2 separate regions of the Homo sapiens genome follow, and region 1 is linked to region 2. The links are chromatin loops, found by intact Hi-C in ENCODE. Cell type or tissue: dorsolateral prefrontal cortex. All regions are shown on one strand. Each heading gives the region's core, and the rest is flanking DNA. Links, peaks and the distances in the headings are about the cores only. Region 1 overlaps ZMIZ1-AS1 (ZMIZ1 antisense RNA 1). Region 2 has its middle 310 kb from the start of LINC00595.

Region 1 (5,372 bases), core at 220-5,219, 380 kb after region 2:
GGAGGAGGGAGGGGAGGAAGTCCCCTAGTTCTGAGACCTCTTGGAGCATGTAAGTGACAAGGATTCTCTGTGGGGCAGGGCCTGTGCCTTTACACAGCTCCTTCCACTGAATTTATCCCAGCAAAAGAAACCGCGGGGCTAGGCTGGCAATGCCTTATAGCTGAGCCTGCTGCAGGGGAGCAGGGTCGGGGTGCTCCACAGTGAGCCAGGACAGGTTCTCCTGGCTCCCCTTTGTCTGTGTCACCTCAGGCCAGTGGCTCCCCATCCCAGGTGACCAAACACTTATCCCAGCCTCACGCCACAGACAGCTCAGAAGCCGGTCCAGCTCCACCAAAGCACTTCCTGGAGTCAGAAGTATGGCTTTCTTCCAGCCCTGGATGGAAGGGAAAGAAAGGGCACCCAGGGCAGCCGGCCACCCCCTCCCTCCCCTCCTGCAGCCAGAGAAGTTGGTGCTCCCTGCTCAGGACATCCTCCCAACCCCTAACCTCACCTGTAGAGAGATAAGCGGCACTTGGATTGCAGGAACACCATGAAAGCTGGAGAATGTCAGGGCCTGATGGAATTTGAAGTCAGACAAGGAAGGGTTCAGATCCCAGCTCTGCTACCTACTGGGTGACCATAGGAAAGCCGCTTCTATATTGTTTTATCTGAGAATCTTTTTCCTCATCCGTCAAGTAGGGATAGCAGCTACCTATCTCGTAGGCGATTATGTAGAGTAAACACCCCGGCTCACTCCAACTTCTCCTTCAGGTCTCAGGCGTCACATCTCAGAGGTAATTCAGGCCCCCTGGGCCAGGCTGGGCTCCCTGCTAGGTCACCCACCCTAGAATGTATCACACTGTAAAGGGCGGGTCACCATCATGTCCCCGGGACCAGGCACAGCGTCAGACAGTGACAATGCTCAGAAAACTGCTGAGTGAGTGAGAAGCTGCCTCCTCCATCCTCGCCAGTCTCCGCCTCTCTGGAGAGGTGTTCTGCAGTGTCTGGTCACCCTGCAACCACCATGCAAGGAACCAGGGCTGGGCTGTCGCTGAGCAAGAACGCCTGCTCTGGACCTAACCTGCAGCTGGTTATTTAGGGACTCATGTAATTCCACGGTTGGCTGGAGAGCTGGCCCCCAGGGTCAGAGCTGGGAGGATAGGACACATTTGGGAAACCCTCCCACACCCCAAAAAGTGGACCCCCAGTCAGCCCCAAGGCCCAGAGGCAGCGCCGACTGGATGGAAATCTGAGCACTGGATCCAGCCTGCCCACTGTACAGATGGAAAGACTGCAGCTGGGGAGGGCGAGGCTTCCCTGAGCTCACACGGCAGGGACCGCAGCCAGCCTTCCTGTGCATACATGCAGGGAAAATTAGGGCAGGAAGCTCTGGGGATTGGGCTCCTTGCAGCAGCTTGCAGCCTGACAGGCTGCCCAGGCCAGAGAACCAGCCCCGAGGCCTCCTCCTGCCCCAGCTACTGTGGGCAGGCGCCCTGCTGCCCTTCGGAAGCAGCCCACGCCAAGCAGGCAGATGGTCGGCAGGCCCCCTCTTCGAGCCCCTGGGCCCAGATGGCCATCCCCGGCATTAGGTGGGGCATCATAGCAGCAGCAACAGGAAGCCTGCCGCCCGCCAAGGCCCATCGGAGAGGGAGGAGCAGGAGCTCCGGCCGTCTGGCCACCCTGCCCTGCCTCCCAGGGCCTGGCCATTGCTCTAGCTGAGCGACCTAGGAAGGCAGCATGCACAGAGCCAGGGGTCACTTCCAATGGTGCAGACCTCTCCTGGGGAATACTGTTGAAGGTGGCTCCACTCGGGGGGGACACAGCCCAGAACAGATGACTCCTTCCTGGGAGAGTGCCCCCCGCCCCTTCACTGCCTGCTGGTCAGTGACCAAGGGAATTGAGCCTCTCATGCTGCCAGAGACTTCAACCCCTTCAGCCCCTTGCATCTCCAAAGAGCTCCCTGGGGGTCAAGAACAACTATAACAGTAATAATAATAGCTAATGTTCCTTAAGGACCTGCACACTATTTTAAGATCTTTAGAGGTACAACCTCAATCCCTGAGGCAAGGCTATTATTATCATCCCCACTTTACAGATGAGAAAATAGAGGCTCTGAGAAGAAAAGTAAACTTGCCCAAGTCACACAGCTAGGAAATGGCAGGGCCAGGATTCAAACCCAGGCAGCCTGTCTCCAGAGCCCACCTTCCTAAGCACCACACATTTCTGGCTGGGCCCCCGCTGGTGAGTCCCACACAGCACAGTGCAGTGGGGCAGAGAGACACCCTACCTTGGGTTTCTGGGGGTGACTTGTCAGGTAATGAGCTGCCCATCACAGGCACTCACTTGCCTGGGCTGGTGCCTCCTGCAGTGGGCAAGGAGAAGCTCAGGTAAGCACTAAGAAGCAGATGGAAGGAGATATGCCATTGAGAACAGGCGTGTGTGTCTCTGGGAGAAGGCATGGGAGACCTAGAAGGGCAAACACACTTACACACAGCCTCACGCAAGGACACACTCACACGGTTGAACCCCTGATGCTCACACGTGAACACAGACATGAGTGAGCATGTGTGCACATGCATGTGGACACACAGACACACTCAGGCTGTTCTGGAGAGAAGTAGGACTCTACTATGACAACAGGACCAGCCTGAGAGCCCTTAACCTGCAGGAAGAGGTGCCCAATCTTGATGTTTGCCCCCAGAAAAGCATGCAGCAGCCCCTTCCCCTCTCTGAGACTCGACGTCCCCTCCCGTGCAAGGAAGGGGTTGTCTGAGGTCATCTCCAAGATCTTGGGCTCTGTGCCGTCTGGCCAGTCACCTGCGACTCTGTTCCCAGAGCCTGGCAGGGAGCTGTGACTCAGCAGCAAGAAGCCACGCAGGAGCCTGCCCGCAGCCCCCTCCCCTGCCAGCACACACAAAGGGCATCTTGTTACTGCAGCCGGCCAGCGGGAGGGCGGGAGAGGGCTGTGGAGGTGAGAGGCCAGGAAGGAGCCTGTGTCAGCAGCACTGGGGGCAGGGCGGGGAGGAGGCCCAGGCAGGGCTGCTGGCCGGCCACAGGGGCCCCAAGCTGGTGGGGAGGGCCCTTGGGGCAGGCAGCCGCAGGTGGGTGGCTGCAGGGAAAGGCTGGCCCCGGGCTCCTGCATGGAACCCTGTTTATTAAATTCCCTTTTCATTTGTAAGTTACAATCTGAATGAGCTCTCCTGGCAGCAGCTACACCCCTGGAACTTCCCAGCAATGTGGGGCAAAACCCATAGCCCAGGGCTCCCACTCAGAGCCTGAGTCTCGACTCTGCGTGATCGAGACATGGGTGCCCTTTGGATGAGATCATGGCCAGGTCGGTTTTGCCCATCTGTAAAACGGGGTTGCTGAGCTGAGGAGAGCTCGCTGTAACACACTCCCTGGCAAGATAGAAGTCACCTGGCTGGGACGTCCCAGACACAGGTTAGGACACCCTGGTGTCACACTTGCTGCTCCTGCTGTGGGACCCTGGGCAAACCACTTACCCTCTCTGGCCTCAGTTTCCCAGTTTATAAAATGGAGGTAGTGGGAGGTGAGAGGGAACTAGATAGAATATTCTTCCTGGAAATTGCTTGGGAATCATTTTTCCATGTGTCCTACATAGAAAAAGACATGAGACACTCAGGTCCATGCAAGTGAGGGGGTCAATCCAGAGTATATATGTACATGTGTACACACATGTGTACATGTGTGAACATGTGAGCAGACAAGCAGGTGTGTCCCCTCTCGAGTGTGTCCAGCCCTCAGGCCATGCAGGCCCTTCCCTGAGTAGAACAGGGCCCAGGGCAAAGGATTTCCAAGGCTGGTTATTCTTGACACTCAGGGACCCCCTAGACACTAGTGACTGATTTGAGAGGGCCAGGTAAGCTGTGGCCTTGCAGAGACCACTGCTCCAGACACTGTCTCCCCCAAGAATTCAGCAGAACTTGCTGTCAGTTGTCTGTCCACCCTAGACCGCGGTACCACCACTGGGCTGTATCACAAAGGACCCCATATACGTCGCATCCACATGAGTGCTGCCCATCCCCGCCTGAGCTGCACCCACGCCACAGCACTCTGAACTTTCTTGTGTGAGTATCTCACCTTCCCAGTGCCCATCTGTCTCCAGCTCCGCCAGGGAAGGAGCTCTGCATTCTGTCAGGAAAACAGATGGGACAGGCTTTTACGTACTGTGAAGTGCTGTGGGTGCTAGTTGTTCCACTGAATCCTTAAAATCCCACCCATCTCATGAGGTTCACATTCCCATTTAACAGATGAAGAAACGGAGGCCCAGGGGAGTGAGATAGAAGACCCAGGACCTGGATGGCTTCATAAGGGGACATGAGCACCACATCTGTGGTCAGAAGTGGATTCAGAAGCCCAAGGAGATTCAGAAGCTTGAGAATGGATTCAGAAGCTTGAGAAGTACAGACAATGACCCCAGAATCCCGGGCTGAGCCCGGTGACCTCAGTGAGCACAGAACCACCCTGTTAGCTGTGGTCTTAGGGGCAGCCAAGGCCTGTCTATCCAGCGAGCAAGCTAGCCAGCTGTGCTCAGATTCAGACTTCCCATCTGCCCTCCTGCCCATGAGGGATCCCAGGAGGCCTAGCACAGAGGGCTGAACTTCAGACAGAGACCAGCACTGGGGGCTCAGGCCTCAGGCACACCTCACCTGGCTCTTCTCCTGCCCTCCCTGCACCAGGGGCTGAGAGGACAGCAAAGCGCAGCATGGGTGGGCACTTCCCCAGGGCAGGTGGACTGGCATAGGCCAGATGCCGAACTTCCTGGCAATATAACGTCCCACTGACGGCCTGAAATGAGGAGTGGTTACGTGGCCTCTGGGGGCAACATTTAATAAGAGCTGCTATTTTAGGGATCCTAACTTGGCATGAGGCACTTCAAATTTGTTATTTACTTAGCAAATACTCCCCAGTTGCCTTTGAAGTTCTGGGTCCTAGGCGGGTACAAGGACATGATGGGGAATGAAGCAGACACAGCCCCTGCCCTCATGGAGTTCACAGTCTACTGAGGCGGAGGGGGGGCGCCATCTCTAAATAGAGACTCACATATAGATAAGAAACACAGAAGAGACCAGGATTCTACCAGTGTGGGAACCTGTCTGGAACTCAGAACCAAGGAGGACTTCCTAGAGGAAGTAACACTGATCCCAGATCTTCTGAAGAATGAATAAGAGCTATCTAGGCAACCAGGAAGGGAAAAACATTCTAGGCAGACAGAAGCTGAGGCAGGAGAGAGCAGTCTTGTTGACACCTGTAATTTTCATAATAACCTTAAGAGATGGAATAAGGCATCCCATTTTACAACTGAGGAAATTGAAACTCCAAGAGGCCAAATCACCCCAGACCCTACCCATCCAGTTGGGGTGCAGATCCAG
Region 2 (5,372 bases), core at 76-5,075:
GTTTAGGGCTATCCCATCATAGTCCCTACACATAGGCCTGGGCCAGAGAACTAGAAGTTGTTTAACTTGGTTCTTAGATCCAACTCATGCCTCATTAAATACCAATCAAGGTAGTATGGAATAAAAAATTTCATGCTAAATTCAATATGAGTTGAAAGATAAATATTGACTGGATATCCAGACAAAGCCAAGTTCCCACCTCCCCTAGACACTGATGCTGAAATCAGCCATCTCAGGTTTATAAAGATCCTCAGCAGCCTCTCCACAGAGCTGAGACCCCTGTAAGCAGCTGTAGAGGTGGGCTCTGGATTTTAGAAATGAGACTAGGATTTGTTTACGGGTACAGACATCTGAGTGGTCCTTCAGTCTCTGGCCCCACTCATTCTGCAAGGCAGCAGCAGCATCCCCAGCATGACTTAGAGTTTTCCTTTCTGTGAGAACATTCCTGGAGTCCTTCCATCCCTGTGACTCTTTGGTCCCTCAAGTTGGATGGGGACATCTTCTCTTAGGGGATGATTTTCATAACATTGTCACTTGCTGGTGGGCCCAGTAACACCTTTGTAGTCAGTGCTGATCATTATGTACTCATTTGAGATTTGCTGCGGCAACATTGTTTGTAATGTATTTGGGTGAGGAAGGGTGTTAAAGAGGCTGTCACAAAGTCTCCCTCTGGTAAAACGCAGGCAGTTTGAACATGCAAACTTCCCCTCATGGCAGCTTTCCCCTTTCCATTCAGTGCTTCTTCAGAGGCCCACTTTTTCCAGACACGGCGCTGTGATGACTGGTAGGAGCCACGAGGATGGCTGCGTGGGGAGCCTTGGTCCTGTCACTTCCTCTCTGCATCTGTGGACAAGTTGTTCCCCTCTAGGTGACTCAGATTCAACATCTTGCAAATGTCATTCTCAGAGACCTGAGATGATGATTCACTGAGATAAAGGACGTGAAAGTGCTTGCAGGATGTTAATTGGCTATAATCATTGTTAGCATTGCTGCTGGCACTCATGGACTTCCTGCAGCAGGCCTTGTTCTAAGCACTCTACATATGCTAAGGTACACAGTCCTCGTGACAACTCTTCTACATGGGCCATCATTTGTCCCCATGACATGGATGAGGAACCAGCTCTAATGAACCAGCACGGTTGCCCTTGGCCAACAGATATGGGATGTGCTGTGGGCCTCCTAGGTGGGAATACCCCATAAGGCTCAAAGAGCAGGTCGTATTTGAGAGGAGTATTGAAAGGTGAAAGGAATGTCATGTACTTAAAACCAATGGAAGCTGCCTCATATTCCAAGGGATGATATGGACATGTAGGGAGTGCCTGAGTTGGAGCACGAGATGAGCATATGTTGAGGCAGGGAAGAAGAATGTTGCTGAGGCCAGAAAGGCATTTTGTGCCGTTATGCAGGCACTTTTCTGCTTTGTTGCCAATATCACCCAGTGTTACAGAAAGGACCAAAAGCAGCATTCTCATACTGTCTAATTTTGCTCAGAAAGAGTGGCAGAAAATTTGTATCGCATCCAAACTGGTCTGTTTTTGGCAGCTGCGGGTCCCACATCCAGGAGGAGAGTTAGCAATTCTCTCATCAAGAAAATCTCCCCAGGGACCTGGAAGCAGCTTTGCCCAGTTCTCTGGCAGGGATACCAGAAGCCATTGCTGCCAGAAAGGTCGTGGTCTCTCTAAGGCATGGCTCTCCATGGCCGAGACCCATGATGATGAGGTACTCCTGCTCTGGAAGGGTCTTCCTCACACCTGCAGCTCATGAGAACCCTCCAAAACTGCTTCTAAAGGATGTTGGTGACATCAGGTGGTTAGGCCCATGACCTGACTCCCTGAGAAGGTGGTGAAAAGGGCGGTTGTCTAAACCACTTTCCTATTTAGATCCAAACTATGTGGACTGTCCTTCAATGAAAAAGAGGCTATCCATACTCCAAGCTCTTGCCAGAGAGCTCAGCCTGGAGCCAACTGCTGGCAGGAAGCCCAGCTGAGACAGTGGAGAACAATGGCTGCGCTTCTGCACCACTGCACACTGAAAGGCTGTTTCCACACACGGCATCTCAGGGCCATCTCTCCAGCCACCCCTCTAAGTGGTTCTTAGTTTTCAGTTCATAGATGCCTAGCGGGTTAATAGATTAATAAATGAGATTTAGGGATCCATGAACCCCTCTATAGCTGTATGCAAAATGTTGAGAGCAGGTATGTTTTTCTTAGGAGAGAGGCTTTAGTTATTGGTTTTTATTTATTTATTTATTCATTTTTAAATCAGATTCTCTAAAGAGGTCTCTGACTCTAAAATGGGTTAAGAACCTCCACTCTAAGGATGGATGAGTTTGGTCCTTATATTATGAAAGTGACCAAAGAAGCCACCCGTCCTGACCTTATTTATTTAGGTCCTGCTCTGAGATGTTTGTTAATATTATGGTCCAGCTGTTACCCAAAGTCAGATGAAGAAATTTCTGGATCTTCTAGTTAACTCCTATTGAAGACATGATCCATTAGATCCATTAGAGTATTTGGCACCAACCTGGGACCCAAGTGATACATTCTTTTTATAAATTGGCACTAGGAAAAACTTTGTACCTTTTGATGATGGGATGTATGTCTTTCTTTTTATCAACTGTTGAGAACTGTACGACTCAAGATGTTTGCCTCCTTTCTCTGGCTGCTGGGCTGCTGTGAAGTTCTGAGTTATATTTGATGTTCACTTAGTCAATGGTTACATTTGATGTGCATTTATTCAGGATTTTTGCTGATCTCCTGTGTTCTAACATCAGATAAGCACAGGGGAGAGAGGATTGAACAAAATAGAGGTGGTCCCTGCTGTAACACATGATGTTTAGCCCCCGGTTTTTGTGCATGTAGTTTTCTATTCCACTGCAGATTGTGAATAGTGGTGATCACCAACACCCAGTGTCCACTGTGTCCAGGCATGATCTAACTGTTTACATATATGAATTAATCTAGTGTCCCTGAGACACAATGACCTTAAGAGGTAAGTACTATTATGACCATAGTCTAAATATGAAGAAACCGAGGAAGAAAAAAGTTAAGCTTCTAAAGTTCACAGTGCTAGCAAGTGGCAAAGTCAACATTCAAAGCCCTTGGCCCCAGGCTCTGCACTTAGATGTGGAACTCACACTTCCATCCTCACCTTGCCAGCTGCTTTGTTGGGGCAATATTGTGTGTTTGTATGATGTAATTCACTCTATGGAGCATTTTACCCCCACTGCTGACTATAGTCCCTGATTTGCCTTTGTTTGGTAAATATTGCTCTTCCCATTGCTGAGATAGCAATGTCGACGTTCAGAAAGGTGAAGCAATTCTGTGCCTTTAAGGCCAACCTAGCCCCCAAAAATCAAGCGATCTGAGCCCAAGCCCAGAAGGCCTTCTTCCCACTAGTCTCACTCCTTTTCTCCTAATGCACATTTATGTGTCATTATAAGTGGCCCCAGTCCTGTGCAGGGATGCAAAAAGAAACAATACTTGGTGAATTTCATTTGAATACTAAGTGGAGAAGTGTCCAGTGGCCTTTGTTGGTTTTGTGACTTTGAAGATCCTCCAGTGCTGGTTAAATGTAAGATTACACCTGGTTAACACCAAGAGGAACCTGGAAGATCATTGATCTAGAAACTTCTGAAAGTTTTTTGGGAGGATAAAGTCTCCTCAGAGAATCTTATGCAAGTTATGGACACTCTTTTTCCAACCCAGTTCCCTGATCCTCATTCTTGTTTTGACAATTTTAATGATACTGTGACATTTCAGGATAAATTGTCATTGTTTTCAGAAAGAGCTTTCAGAAAGGCTCATTGCTTGTTTTCTGCGACTCTAAGCACCTTTCTCCTTGTCACTGAGTGGTGGAATATTTTCTTTTTTTTTCTGCAAAGGGGAAAAAGGGAAGTGTAATTTTCAACTCTCAGCGTAACTTGTCTTTGATTAATGTATATTGTAATCATCACAGAATACACAGCTGTCTATTAACGATGGAACCAAATGAGTTGAATAGATTATCAAAGAGCAGCAGCCCCAATTCCACTCTAAGGTACATGCTTGTCTTTAGAACATTAATCTCATTACAGGTTTAAGTCTGATTCCAATTTCCCTGACAGTCGGCAAGAAGGAGAGGAAGATTGATCAAATATGCCAGGAGCAGAGAGAGCGCAGATCTCAATGGGGCTGAGGAAAGAGAGCAGCATGGTTTCTTTTTTAAATGATTATTCCAAAGGGATGAGAAAGGCGGAGAAGAGATTCAAGGAGCATTGAGGATGGGTGGCAGGGTCCTGGGGTGAGCAGGCAGGTGACAGGAACAGGCAGAAGGGGCTGCCAGGGAAGTGGGTATCTCTGGGGCATTGCTGGTGAGGAAGAACCAAGCTGGTAGGAGGCAGGAGAGGGATGAGGGATTGTGGCAAAGTCACCAGAGCCAGACCTTCAGCCACACATCCCTCAGAGGCCCTTGCACATAGCACAGAGTGGAGTTCTGGACTTGAATTACTGACAACTCAATCCCACACCTGGAAGAAGGCCCAGGCTCTGCCACAAAGCTGGCCTGGAACTCCAGGGACAGAGGCCATAAAGCAGGTCTTATTCTAATTTGCTTGAGAGTGACCCTGAGGGCCTTGACCTCAACAGTCTCATTGATCATGCTTATACCCAAGCCACACAAGCCCAAGGAACTCCAGCACTCCCAAATACAATCCACAGCTCTTTTTCCATATCATGCCAGATCAAATTCTTAACACAGTCAAACTCTTTAGTGTCCCAAACAAGCTCCATACCATGTGCACAGCCACCCACATTTATACCCAACCTGAGTGCAAATTTTGAAAAAGAAAGTTGTGCAGTTCATTCTCTATCTTCAGCTACTCCTGAACCAGCCTGGGCATTCATCTTCATTCTTCTCCCCCAAATACTTCACTTTCTAGCTAAACCTACTCACTGTTCCTCAAAATCACAGATGTTTTTTGTATTTCCATTCTTTTGCGTATGCTGGTCCCTCTACAAGAGCACTCTTTTTCTCCTCATCCATCAGAAAACCTTCCTCTTAAAGTTCAATGCCCATCCAGCAGTCATTGAAGCAGGGTAATGGCCTTAATTTAGCCCCCTTGTAACAGTGATCTTCCTCGTACAGTCAGATTTCAGTGCACACTCTCTCTTGGCCACTTGTACACCCACATTAATGCCGCTACCATGTAGGGTGAGAGTCAAAGGTCCACCTGTCTACCTCACCTCCTTGTCTGTGAGTACTCAAGGATGAAGAGTCTGGCTTGTGAAACTTTGGTATCCTAAAGTCTATCATGGGGCAATAGTAAGTTATTAGAATAAATGAAGGGCCACACTCAGCTTTAAAAATCTTTCCAGGTCCCCCCTCACCTGCCC

What was found. Peaks named below come from ENCODE experiments on the same cell type or tissue, not always from the same donor. Only the 100,000 strongest peaks of a DNase experiment are listed, where the experiment ranks them.
Region 1: it touches region 2 in a loop (2.4-fold over the local background); 3 of 110 quality-filtered maps call a loop at or near these places.

Annotation. Positions count from the first base shown.
Region 1 is chr10:78,962,334-78,967,705 of GRCh38, forward strand. It overlaps ZMIZ1-AS1 (ZMIZ1 antisense RNA 1), which reads right to left. Exons shown (of 10, transcript NR_024431.2): 6 at 491-553. Among named protein-coding and RNA genes, the nearest start is that of ZMIZ1-AS1, 100 kb to the right of the region's middle. RefSeq lists enhancers at 2,396-2,956, 4,715-5,214, 5,221-5,372. In dorsolateral prefrontal cortex, for the core only: no CTCF peak of the experiment used is centred there; a DNase peak (open chromatin) is centred at 2,888.
Region 2 is chr10:78,578,212-78,583,583 of GRCh38, forward strand. No RefSeq gene overlaps it. Among named protein-coding and RNA genes, the nearest start is that of LINC00595, 310 kb to the left of the region's middle. In dorsolateral prefrontal cortex, for the core only: a CTCF peak has its summit at 1,957; DNase peaks (open chromatin) are centred at 799, 1,614 and 1,990; H3K27ac peaks cover 2,180 bases.